Regions from separate parts of the Homo sapiens genome. Here regions 1 and 2 are each linked to region 3. A link is a contact called in ENCODE Hi-C or POLR2A ChIA-PET data. All regions are on one chromosome and are shown on one strand. The core of a region is the stretch at or near the end of the contact, and the rest is flanking DNA. Distances in the headings are between cores, read along the strand shown. Region 1 holds the start of ACTL6A (actin like 6A). Region 2 holds the start of MRPL47 (mitochondrial ribosomal protein L47). Region 3 overlaps PEX5L (peroxisomal biogenesis factor 5 like).

Evidence for each region. A loop is a pair of places that touch in the nucleus more often than their neighbours do. ChIA-PET counts read pairs that join two places held with the same protein, here RNA polymerase II (POLR2A). Pooled maps may share reads with other maps.
Region 1: a map with no recorded cell type shows a loop between it and region 3 (7-fold over the local background). The contact joins the promoter of ACTL6A here to the enhancer-like site in region 3. A Hi-C loop is called at or near these places in 4 of 37 single-sample maps with no recorded cell type and 4 of 50 pooled maps. POLR2A ChIA-PET finds 5 or more read pairs at or near these places in 1 of 52 experiments (OCI-LY7).
Region 2: a map with no recorded cell type shows a loop between it and region 3 (7-fold over the local background). The contact joins the promoter of MRPL47 here to the enhancer-like site in region 3. A Hi-C loop is called at or near these places in 9 of 37 single-sample maps with no recorded cell type and 8 of 50 pooled maps.

What each region holds. Positions count from the first base shown.
Region 1 is chr3:179,560,782-179,564,367 of GRCh38, reverse strand. It overlaps ACTL6A (actin like 6A), which reads right to left and starts at 1,442. Exons shown (of 14, transcript NM_004301.5): 1 at 1,251-1,442. The coding sequence starts at 1,275. RefSeq lists a silencer at 1,351-1,580.
Region 2 is chr3:179,603,123-179,606,760 of GRCh38, reverse strand. MRPL47 (mitochondrial ribosomal protein L47) reads left to right here and starts at 2,123. Exons shown (of 7, transcript NM_020409.3): 1 at 2,123-2,234. The coding sequence starts at 2,137. NDUFB5 (NADH:ubiquinone oxidoreductase subunit B5) reads right to left here and starts at 1,967. Exons shown (of 6, transcript NM_002492.4): 1 at 1,822-1,967. The coding sequence starts at 1,945. RefSeq lists enhancers at 1,382-1,471, 1,502-1,661, 1,100-1,966, 1,842-2,041, 1,967-2,833.
Region 3 is chr3:179,959,606-179,963,234 of GRCh38, reverse strand. All of the region lies in intron 2 of PEX5L (peroxisomal biogenesis factor 5 like), which reads left to right. All of the region lies in intron 1 of LOC124909463 (a long non-coding RNA gene), which reads right to left. Among named protein-coding and RNA genes, the nearest start is that of PEX5L-AS2, 63 kb to the right of the region's middle. RefSeq lists a silencer at 1,272-1,321. Within about 2 kb of position 1,639, at least 2 of the 41 ENCODE cell types and tissues checked have a DNase peak (open chromatin) inside an H3K27ac peak, as active enhancers do; they include OCI-LY7, where a contact is called at or near this core.

The sequences.
Region 1 (3,586 bases), core at 193-2,692, 400 kb after region 3:
AGTTTAGGGGTGATGTGATTTTCTTGGGGAACATGAAGGAAAAATCTTATTTTTGTTGTTTCCTACCTGTAAAATGACATCCTTTATAGAAACAGCATCACTACTAGACACAGTAACAACAGCAATAGTCTGGATTTGTTTTCTGGGTCTCTAACTCATCAAACACAACCCAACACATGAATTATATGTATCAGTGTTTCGATTAACCTGCAGATCTTGCAAAAATGGAGGCTCTAAATCAGTAGATTCTGAATGACGCGTGAGATCCTGCATTTCTAACAGGCTTGCAGGTGATGCTGACACTGCTGGTCCATGGGCCAGACTTTAAGTGGCAAATGCAGCATTATTTCATTTAACCTTCATGCCCACCCCCATCGGCTAGGAATTATTCCATAAATGAGGCCTGAAGTTGGAAAGTTACATAAACTGCCCAAGACCAAAGCGCTTAATAAAGAGTGAGGTGGATATTTCAACCCAGGTCTGTAACCCCCGGCACCTGGTAATCTTCCTACCACACCACAGTCTAATCAAAGAAAGTGAAAAAATAACACGCCTAGGACCCCCAGCAAACTTTCTGGGCATCCTTAAATTACACGTGCTCCTGAATTGATCTCAAACAGACCCGCCCACGAGTCACTCTGGAGACTCCGCAGCCAAAAAACAGGCAAGAGTTACTGAAAGGTGAGGCAGCTCGCGCATGGGGCGCAGACGGGGAGGAGGCAGTACCCTAAGTGGCCGCCGCTTCCCTAGTCAGTTCTACGGCTTGAGGCTCGCTTTGCCACCTATGGGACACTCTGGGAACCCTCCGTCCACGCTTGCAAACCGCCGGGACCTTCCAAGTTTAGGCGGGCGCACACGCGTCCCGACACAGCTGAGTCCAGGAGGCACTCGGGGAGATGCGACCCTGGGGCGGTCACCCAAGCCGGGGCCCGGCGGCCGGCTAGACTGAGCCTCCCGCCCAGCCCCGAGGCTCCCTAGAGAACCGAGCGCGCACCCCAAAACCCTGCTCCTCCGGGGACAGAGGCAGGAAGAGGCCACAGAGAGCCGCCACTTCAGGGAGCCCGAGGAGCACGGCGAGCCGGGTGGGCTCCGGGGGCGGGCAGAGCGTGGGGCGGGGACGGGGCGGGGAGGCCGGGGTCCCGAGAGGGGGAGACCGGAAGGGAACGCCGGGGAGGGGAGGGCTGGGAGCGGCGGTTACAAACCCCACACGCCGAAAAGGCGCGCTCTCTCGTCCGGCCGCACTCACTCACCTCCCCCGTACACGCCGCCGCTCATGGCTGCTGCCGGCGCGACTCCTACCCTAAGGGCTAACTGGCGAAGTGACTGCAGTGGCCGCGACTGCGAGTCTCGAGGAGCGATAGCCCCTGACTCCCTTAACTTCCACCGCCACCCACCTCAGGCAACAAAGCGGCGTCCACACACCCCGGAGCTCAGCCACACTTGCTGGCTCCTCCTATCAGCCAATCACTAGGGTCCAGGCCTAAGTCTAGCCAATCAGAATGCGGCTGCGCCGCATCCCCGCCGCGGCCCAGCAGGTTTAGCCAATCGAAGGCAGCCATGGGGGCGGGAAAGAGGAAAGCGACAGCAGGACAGAAGGAGTTGGGTTGCGGAGCTGGAGGGGGCGGAGCTTCCCGGGTGGGCGAGGGAATGGGCGGAGGCAGTGGGAGAAGAAGGAGGAAGGCTGGAAGAAGCATGGGGGCGGGACTAGGAGGTGCGTCTGGGCGCTGAGGAGCGGCGGGAACCCGGGTAGGGGAAGGTAGACCCCTGGAAATTGAACGGGTGTCTCCACGCCGAGATTCCTGTCCAGTGACTGTGGGGAATGCGGATTTCTTTCTTTTTTTCTTCAGAAAAAGTATTTTAAACTAACTTTTATGTTGAAAAAGTAAAAATTTTGCGCTCCACTTTGGGATAGGGGAATCAGTAAATCAGACAAATTGATAGGATCTTGCAGTTTTTAAAATGGTTATTAATAAGTAAAAGAAGAATGAAATTATGCGGTATCCCAGCTAAACCTAGGTAGCGCTTTAAAAACTATTAAAAAACTTACTCATTTCTTTAAAAAAAAAAAAAAATTTCAGGCCGGGCGTGGTGGCTCATGCGTGTAATCCGAGCACTTTGGTAGGCCGAGGCGGGCAGATCACAAGGTCAGGAGTTCGAGACCAGCCTAGGCAACACAGTGAAACCCTGTGTCTACTAAAAATGAGAAAAGTAGCCGGGCCTGTAGTCCCAGCTACGCAGGAGGCTGAGGCAGGAGAGTCGCTTGAACCCGGGAGGCAGAGGTTGCAGTGAGCCGAGATTGCGCCACTGCACTCCAGCCTGGGCGACAGAGCAAGACTCTGTCTCAAAAAAAAAAAAAATCAATTTCTTTTATCCTGTGAGAGGTATTTAAAACAGCTAATCAATCTTCATTCAAGCAAGCACCCAATCCTAAATAGGCATCCCAAAAACAGCCTTAGTCCCCTATTTCTACCAGCCTAGTCCAGATCACCTTCCTTTATCCCCAGATTACTGCAACAACTTGTTGCTGTGTCCCTTTGCCACTCTTGATCAAGGGAGCTTCATCTGTGAAAACGCCCAAACCCGATCAGGACACTCCAGCGCTCAAACCCTTAAGATTGCTGCCTATCCTTGTAATTGATCCTTGTCTAGAGTCTAGACATGCAGTGCCTACTTTTAACCTTAGAAACGATTGACTAAAACCCCATCAGTCTCAGTGGCAGAGGGTGGCAGAAAGTGATGAGGCAGTAGGGTGGGAAAAAAGGCTAGCGGGAAAACTCTTTCCCATTCACTTGACAATATAATCACAGTGTATCTGACCATTTAGAAAAGCCCTATTAACCCAGTGAGATAATGCAGATGTGTGTCAGCACACTATGGCACTAGGGCCAAATCCAGTCTTTTGTGTGTGGGGTGGGGAGGGGAGGTGGGGAAAAGGGGAAGCAGGTGGGAAGACTGCCTTTTTTTTTTTTTTTTTTTGGCCTTGAGCTAAGAATGATTATTTCTGTTTTTAAATTATTATTTAAAATATTTTAAAGAATAATATGTGACAGGTTGGGCATGGTGGCTCACAGCTGTAATCCTAGCACTTTGGGAGGTCCAAGCAGGAGGATCGCTTGAGGCCAGGAGTTCAAGACCAGCCTGGGCAACACAGGGAGACCCCCGTCTCTACAAAAAATTTTAAAATTATCTGGGTATGGTGGTGCATGCCCCCTAGCTACTCTGGAGGCTAGGGTGAGAGGATTGCTTGAGCCTGGGAGTTCAAAGCTTCAGTGAGTCGTGATCTCCCCACTGCACTCCAGCCTGGGTGACAAAGCAAGTCCCTGAAAAAAAAAAAAAAAAAGAAAAAAAGAAAACAAAAGAAAGAAGGAGAGAGATGTGAAAACTATGTGAAATTCACACTTCAGTGACCTTAAACTAAGTTTTATTAGGACACAGCCCACACTTACTCATTTATGACTATTTTGCTCTGTAAGGGTAGAGTTGAGTAGTTGGGAGACAGAGACTATGTGTCCCACTCAGCTGGAGAATACATTTATTACTGGACCCTTTACAAGAAGAGTTTGCAGACCTGAGCTAACACATGTAA
Region 2 (3,638 bases), core at 874-3,373, 360 kb after region 3:
TGACTTTAAGTGTTTCACTTCCTCTTTACCTGCTTCTATTGCACAGGGCAAATAGCTTACAGTATATATCTAATGAAGAGGATTAAATAAATTAATACTTTAAACCCTTAAAATGATGCTTGAGGTCAGGTGGGGTGGCTCACGCCTGTGATCTCAGCACTCTGGGAGGCCAAGGCAGGTGGATCACGAGGTCAGGAGTTCGAGACCAGCCTAGCCAACATGATGAAACCCCATCTCTACTAAAAACACATAAAATTAGCCGGGCATGGAGGCGTGCAACTGTAATCCCAGCTACTCAAGAGGCTGAGGCAGGAGAATCGCCTGAACGCAGGAGGCAGAGGTTGCAGTGACCCAAGATCACGCCATTGCACTCCAGCCTGGGCAACAGAGCAAGACTCCGTCTTGAAAAAAATAAAAATAAAAAAGGATGCTTGACACGTAACAGGTGCTCAGTAAATGTTGGCTATTATTTAGTGACACATTATTTAATAATTGAGTCAGTTTCCTCATCTGTAAAATGAAAATAACATTGTAATTTCTTTGCAGAGTCTCTGAGATAATAAAGTACACTGAATATCAAGCATTTGATCTTTGCTATGATTATTCACACCGCCATGATGCAACTCACTGTCTCCAAGGAGGTCCAAATAGCCCTATTAAGACTGTATTGGTCAGGTGCAGTGGCTTACGCCTATAATCCCAGCACTTTGGGAGGCTGAGGTGGGCGGATCATTTGAGGTGAGGAGTTCGAGACCAGCCTGGCCAACATGGTGAAACCCCATCTCTACTAAATATACAAAAATTAGCCAGGCGTGGTGGTGTGCACCTGTAGCCTCAGCTACTGGGGAGGCTGAGGCGGGAGAATCGCTTGAACCCGGGGGGTGGAGATTGCAGTGAGCCAAGATGGTGCCACTGCACTCCAGCCTGGGTGACAGAGTGAGACTGTCTCAAAAGAAAAAAAAAAAAAGACTGTATTATGACTTTCCTGAGACCTAGGCACTTTTGCCTTCAAGGGCCCCTTCGTCTAAGTTATTAAAAATAATATTTTATGACTGCATTGGTATAAAACGAACATAATACAGGCTGGATTCGTTATCATATTCATAAACATTATGGTTTTTTTAAAAAAGAAATTTAAATTAAAAGACTTTCGTAGACCCCTAAAACTATCATGGGTTCAGGCAGGAGAATCGCTTGAACCCAGGAGGCGGAGGTTGCAGTGAGCCAAGATCGCGCCACTGCACTCCAGCCTGGGCAACAGAGTGAGACTCTGTCTCAAAAAACAAACAAACAAAACAAAACAAAACAAAAACCTCTCTTCCTCCCCAGTTCATCTGCATCTCATTATTGGGCGGCACGGTACTTACTGTGCCTAAAGAATAAGTTGGCCCTGAGCCTCTTTACCTGTCTACATATTACCTGTCTTCATATTCCTTAGCATAGGTGGGCTTCTCGGCAAGATGACTTTGCATCTGTGGGACTAGAACCTAGCCTTTGGGCAGGTGGAACGCAACAATAAGCTTGTGCCCTAGAGATACAGATCTCAGCTCTATACCTTTCTAGACTCAGCTTCATCCGCAAATTAGCATTAATTGGGATGGTGAATAACAACGTTTTAGAAATGCTAATAATGTAAACACGATCTATCTGGCTACTTCAGGAAAACCCCTCATATAGCTCGTGCTCCGTCTCTCCTGTCAAGCCCCAAGCCCACAACTTGTCCCGGCTCCCTCCGGATCCCACCAAGGTCACCCTGGAAGCGTCCTCCCTTTTCTCGCCCCGCACCCGCTTCACGCCCGTTCTCCCTAGGCCAGCACCCACCAGCAGCCTTCGGAAAGCCACGAGTGAGGAAGCCCCCAAATCCGAGGCGAGTGCCAAGGGGCCGGCCAGACAGAGCTGCCACCGCAGTAACCGAAACCCGCCGCAACAAACTCATGGCCGCCATGGCTACTACGGGCAGGAGGAAGAAGGGAGGCGGGTCACGGAAGCTGAGAGAGCCAATTTACCAATGAGGACAAAGGCAGGATGTGGCCATCTTAAGTGAGGGCAAGTTTTCTATTCTCCTCACCGCCGGCTTGAGACGCCGGAAGTGACGCTATCGTTGGCGGAAACGCGTTTTGCCAGTTATGCGAAAACATGGCTGCGGCCGGTTTGGCCCTTCTTTGTAGGAGAGTTTCATCCGCCCTGAAATCTTCCCGATCGTTAATAACTCCTCAGGTCCCTGCCTGCACAGGGTAAGTGATGTATAAAGTAGGTTTGCCCACCTCTCCAACTTTGGATCTTGTTTGGTTGCCGAGATGCCGAGATGCCGAGAACAACTCAAGAATGGAACGGCCGCCTGGATGGCAGAGCCGGAGCCCACTTTGGTGAGGAGTGAGTGACCTTGGAGAAGTCGCTCACCTCCGACATTTCTATTCCTTCCTCATTTTGTTGCTGCCTGCTGTGGACAAGACAGTATATGGGGTTTGTAGATGTCCAGCATTTGTTGAAGTAAATACATCTATAAGTACAGAAGCATCCTCTTGGGCTGGGTGAGGTGCGAAAAACTTTACCGAAGATGTTTTTGTTGTGATACTCAAGTCTGTGTCAAGTTTGGATGGATTAAAAAAGAAGAGATATTTGTATTTACAGGATGTGTTACAATGAAAGTAACTGGTAACTTAGTAACTTCTTTTATTTATTTATTTTTCTTGGTCCTGGATCCAGTGAAGTATCCATTTATTACATTGGTTGCCATGACTCTTTAGTCTCTATCCGGAACAATTTCTTTTTTTTTTTTTTCTTAATGTTGTTGACATTTTGATGAGATTAGCTTTTTAAGAATCTTATTCATTTGGATTTGTCTGATTGTTTCCTCATTATAAGATTTAGGCTAAATATTTTTGGTAGGGATACAACACTTGTGATAAACTTCATTATTTAGTTTCAAATCATCTCAGGTCGTTAACTATTTTTTAAAAACAGGATTTTTGAATTACTGCATAATAATTTATCATCCAGATGCACAGTAATTTTTAAACCATTCTTAGCTGCGTATTTACATAATTAAAAACTTGACATCCTATATAGTGCTTTAATAAACATCTTAATTTATAAATTCCCATCTATAATAATTTTTTCAGTTGAAACTTCTAGATGCAGAATTACTGAATTAAAGGAGGAAGTATTTGAGGCTCCTGATACATGTTGCAAAATTGTGAGGTTTTTTTGTTTTTGTTTTTTGAGACAGGGACTGACTCTGTCGCCCAGGCTGGAGTGCAATGGTGTGATCTCAGCTCACTGAAACCTCTGCCTCCCAGGCTCAAAGCGTCCTCCCACCTCAGCCTCCCGAGTAGTTGGGACTATAAGGCACGTGCTACTATGCCTGGCTAATTTTTGTATTTTTGTTAAAGATGAGGTTTTGCCATCTTGCCCAGGCTGGTCTTGAGCTCCTGGGCTCAAAGTGATCCTCCCACCTCGGCCTTCCAAATTTCTGGGATAACAGGTGTGAGCCACCGTGCCCAGCCCACATGTTGCAAAATTGACTGCTCTTTTTACCTGCGCTTGCACCCATTAGCAATGTAAGAAGGACCCAAAAATGTTACCTTAAAATATAATTGTGTAACTATGTTACCTCTGAAATTATAAGGTAGCAGCTT
Region 3 (3,629 bases), core at 390-2,889:
AACAAGGTTCTAGCATTGTTGAGTAACAAGCACACACCTAGCTCTCCTCTACCAGTCCATCTTCCCCAGTTTTCCAAGCAGTAATGCAACTAACTCACAGGGCTCAGTTAAAAACTGTAATCACCAAGAGAGACATCATGAGTCACCATCTCAAGTTCAACAAATATCTGAAATGCTATCAGGTATCTTTACTTTAAGATATTAATATTCAGCCTATGTTCATTACATGCAGCATAAAAGAAAAATACTAGACTTTCAAGCTGGAAAAATGTATTGCTGTTAAGTCATTTTCAAATAGCCCATGTTTTCTTTCTTTTTAATCTAATAGGGAGAAGTGCTGGCACAATGTTTAGTCAGTGAGAAAACAAATGCATAATTGAAATGACATGAGCTGACAGGTTGAGTGTAAAAATGATGTTATATATGAAAGTAACAGTCAGAGACAGTAGTACTTAAAATTAGACTCAGCCATTTGGTAGAGAAATTGAAAAGAAACCTATTCAGCCTTTTATTGTGGAAGGAGTGTTGCCGTACTTATTTATTTTTGCTGTTGATTTTTAAGTAGGTTCATCTGATCAAAATAAGAACTGTAAATATTAGATCTGGAAGGAATTTCAGAAGATAATCTAATCCAGTGGATTAAAAAATTAAAAATTCCATCCCATGGAACCCATTTCTAGTCACCTTAATAGGGGAAGGAGTGTGTATGATTATGGTGATAGCACTTAAGGAACAACTTAGGTGTATAGATAAACTTTGATGAAAAGATATTGTTCTAAGAAGCTTAATCATATTACTTGTTATAATCAAAATAAGTTAAGCAAGTCTTGGAGTAAAAAGGTAACTTGACTGGGTTCACCAGGTTACTTCACATCACAGGCAATATTTGAACTTGGGATCTGCAGCCTCTAGTCTTGAGTTCATTCAGCCACTCCTGTAACTGCCTTTCTAAATTATGATACTTCCTCTCCTTTCTTCCAAATGTCCCATGTTGGTAAGATAAGCATAGTAATCAAACCAGAATAGTCATTTGAGAAAAGTGTGTATTTCAAGTGCACAGCTAAAAGTCTATTTGTCTGATAGATTTTTATAAAAAGATGTTTATATTAGATACCTCCTAACTCTTCATAAAATGGTTCTCACAAACTTTGTGACATCTTCCCAGTATCCATCAGGGTATAGATATTAAAGATTTTTAAAGTAAACTTTGAAATCTCCTAAACTACTCTGGGATTAACAAAGTGTTTCCTCCCTGTTGACACAGATGGTTTTTCTACAGCTCATCTCTCAGGGCCTCTCCACCTGGTTCAGTTTATCATCTCCCCCTCAACTGGCCATGGTGATTGTGAACCGTATCGACAGTTCAGCTTTCAGGCCCATCCGTTTTGAAGTCAGCTGCCAGTGCTTTTGTCTAATGAACCATGCAGGTGAACTCGGTGATTACTGATTGAATCAGCGTCTATTGTCAGAAGGGCTTTGAAAACCAGTTGTGAGTGGAAATATTTGTCCCTCAATGATTTATGTTATAAATTCAATTTTATCACTTATAATAAAAATGACAAAGGATCAGGAAGACCATACAAAATATTTTTCTTATTTTCATATTTAAACAACAGGGAGAGTTTACAGAGTAAAGTTCCCTTTTTCTCTTCGACTTTGGACTGAGATGCCCACGCTCTGCCATTGCCCCGACCTTGTCATTCTGTGGTTGCGCTTTTACTTCTCTCCATCCAGACTTTACAGTGCATGTCTTTTCTTCTCTGCTCAGCACCACTCTCTGATCCCTGCCTCTGGAACGTGTCTCTTATTCTGACACTGCATATATAAGGTTTGACAGAAATGCAGTTCTTGCAAACCTGTTTTTTTTTTTATGCTCCATTGCTTTCTTCCTTTTCTCCAAAACAACTCTAGAATTCTGTCATTTCCATTTTTGGTTTAATTTTTCACATGGTTTACCCCCAGTTGAAATGGGTACCACTTCCTTCCTGTCTTGTGATCTAGGAAACACACACACACACACACACACACACACATACACATACACAAGTGATCATTCAATACAATTGTTATTTATTCCTCATCGTATTTTTTGGCCAAATGATCTCATTCTTGAAATATATGAATAAGTAACTTATTAAAGAAATGGAAATGGTGAGAGAATGTACCATCCAGGCTTTGTGCTGGATGTTCTGAATAGAAAAAACATTCATTCATCACTTTGTTTTCTAACAAAATTATCTCATTTGTATAATTTGTGAATAATTAACTAATTTTGTTGTAGAAAAACACTAAGCATAGAAGTTGTTTTCTTCCAGTCAAGGGTTGTTCAGTTATCACTTCCCTGCATTCTCAGCTTCTCTCTTTAAACTTTAAATGTGTCCCCAAAATTGACACATGAAATTTTATGAACTATTGGAGTAGTCCCTGAAAAAAATGAGCTATGTTGCATAAGTTGATGGATTTCATTAATCAAATCATTTACTACAAGATAAAACATATTGAGCTCATAAACAGGTTAGATATTGTTAAATTTTTAAGCTAAAAATGTAAAACCTTGTAAACTTTGCATTTTTTAAAAAAGGAAGCAACTTGTTTTTGTCTAGATGAATGAGCCATTTTAATTTTGCATCCAGACTCCAAGGAACTTGAGTTAAAATCATACCCTTGGATCAGGACTTTTATGAACAACAGTAGCAATACCCCATGGACCCCAACACTGCTTAGCTTACTGGTGAGCACCCAATACATAGTGAGAACTAATGTTTCCCACTGTCTCCCAAATAAAATGCAAACTCCTCCACTGGGCTTGCAGGCTGTCCATTGTCATCCAGCCCCTAACTACCTCATTGTGCTTATCTAATGCCCCCTCAACTTCATGCCCCATTCATACTGAACACCTTGAAGCATCGAGTGTTTGATGTTCTTCCTCCCTTCACACTTTGCTCTTGCTCTTCCTTCTGCCTATGTGTAAGAATATAACATATATCACAAATATTTTGGCATATCTGCTAGAAGTAGAGGATATAGATTGCAAGGAAGGAGACCTCCTCATAGTTCTGACCAAGGCTGGCCCCTTGGAGAATCCAAATGGTAAGAGAACAAAGAGGGAAAGAGCAAGTCCCCCTAGGTTCTGTAGATGGACAGACTTCTTCAGCTTTACAAATATAAGGGAGAAATGAGAAAAAAAATAAGCAAAACATAAAGCCTGCTCTTGAAAAGAAGAGGCAGAAAATGGAGAAACAGAAAAATCTGAGACTCTATTACTTGGAGAAATTTATTATGTAAACAATTTTGCTATATATATTCTAGGCATAGTTTTGGAGGAAAACACATAGTTACACTGAGTACAGTAATACCTGCTATAGTTCTAAAAAATAATTTGTCCTTATTCTGCTCTGCTGCCACAGTGGTTCTTCCCATGTGGTGAGTGAGAAGGAACAGTGGAGAAACAGCAGAGCCAGGTCAGGGAATGCTGGTGACATTTAGCCTCAGTGTTCGGGGTGAGAGAACTAAATAGGGAATCATATTTTTTTGATACTGATCCTGAGAGAAGCTATATGAAAAAATATAATTTTTCATTTTCTTTATTATGAAATAACTTCAGGAGGAAGATAGAATGCTGCTTTTGA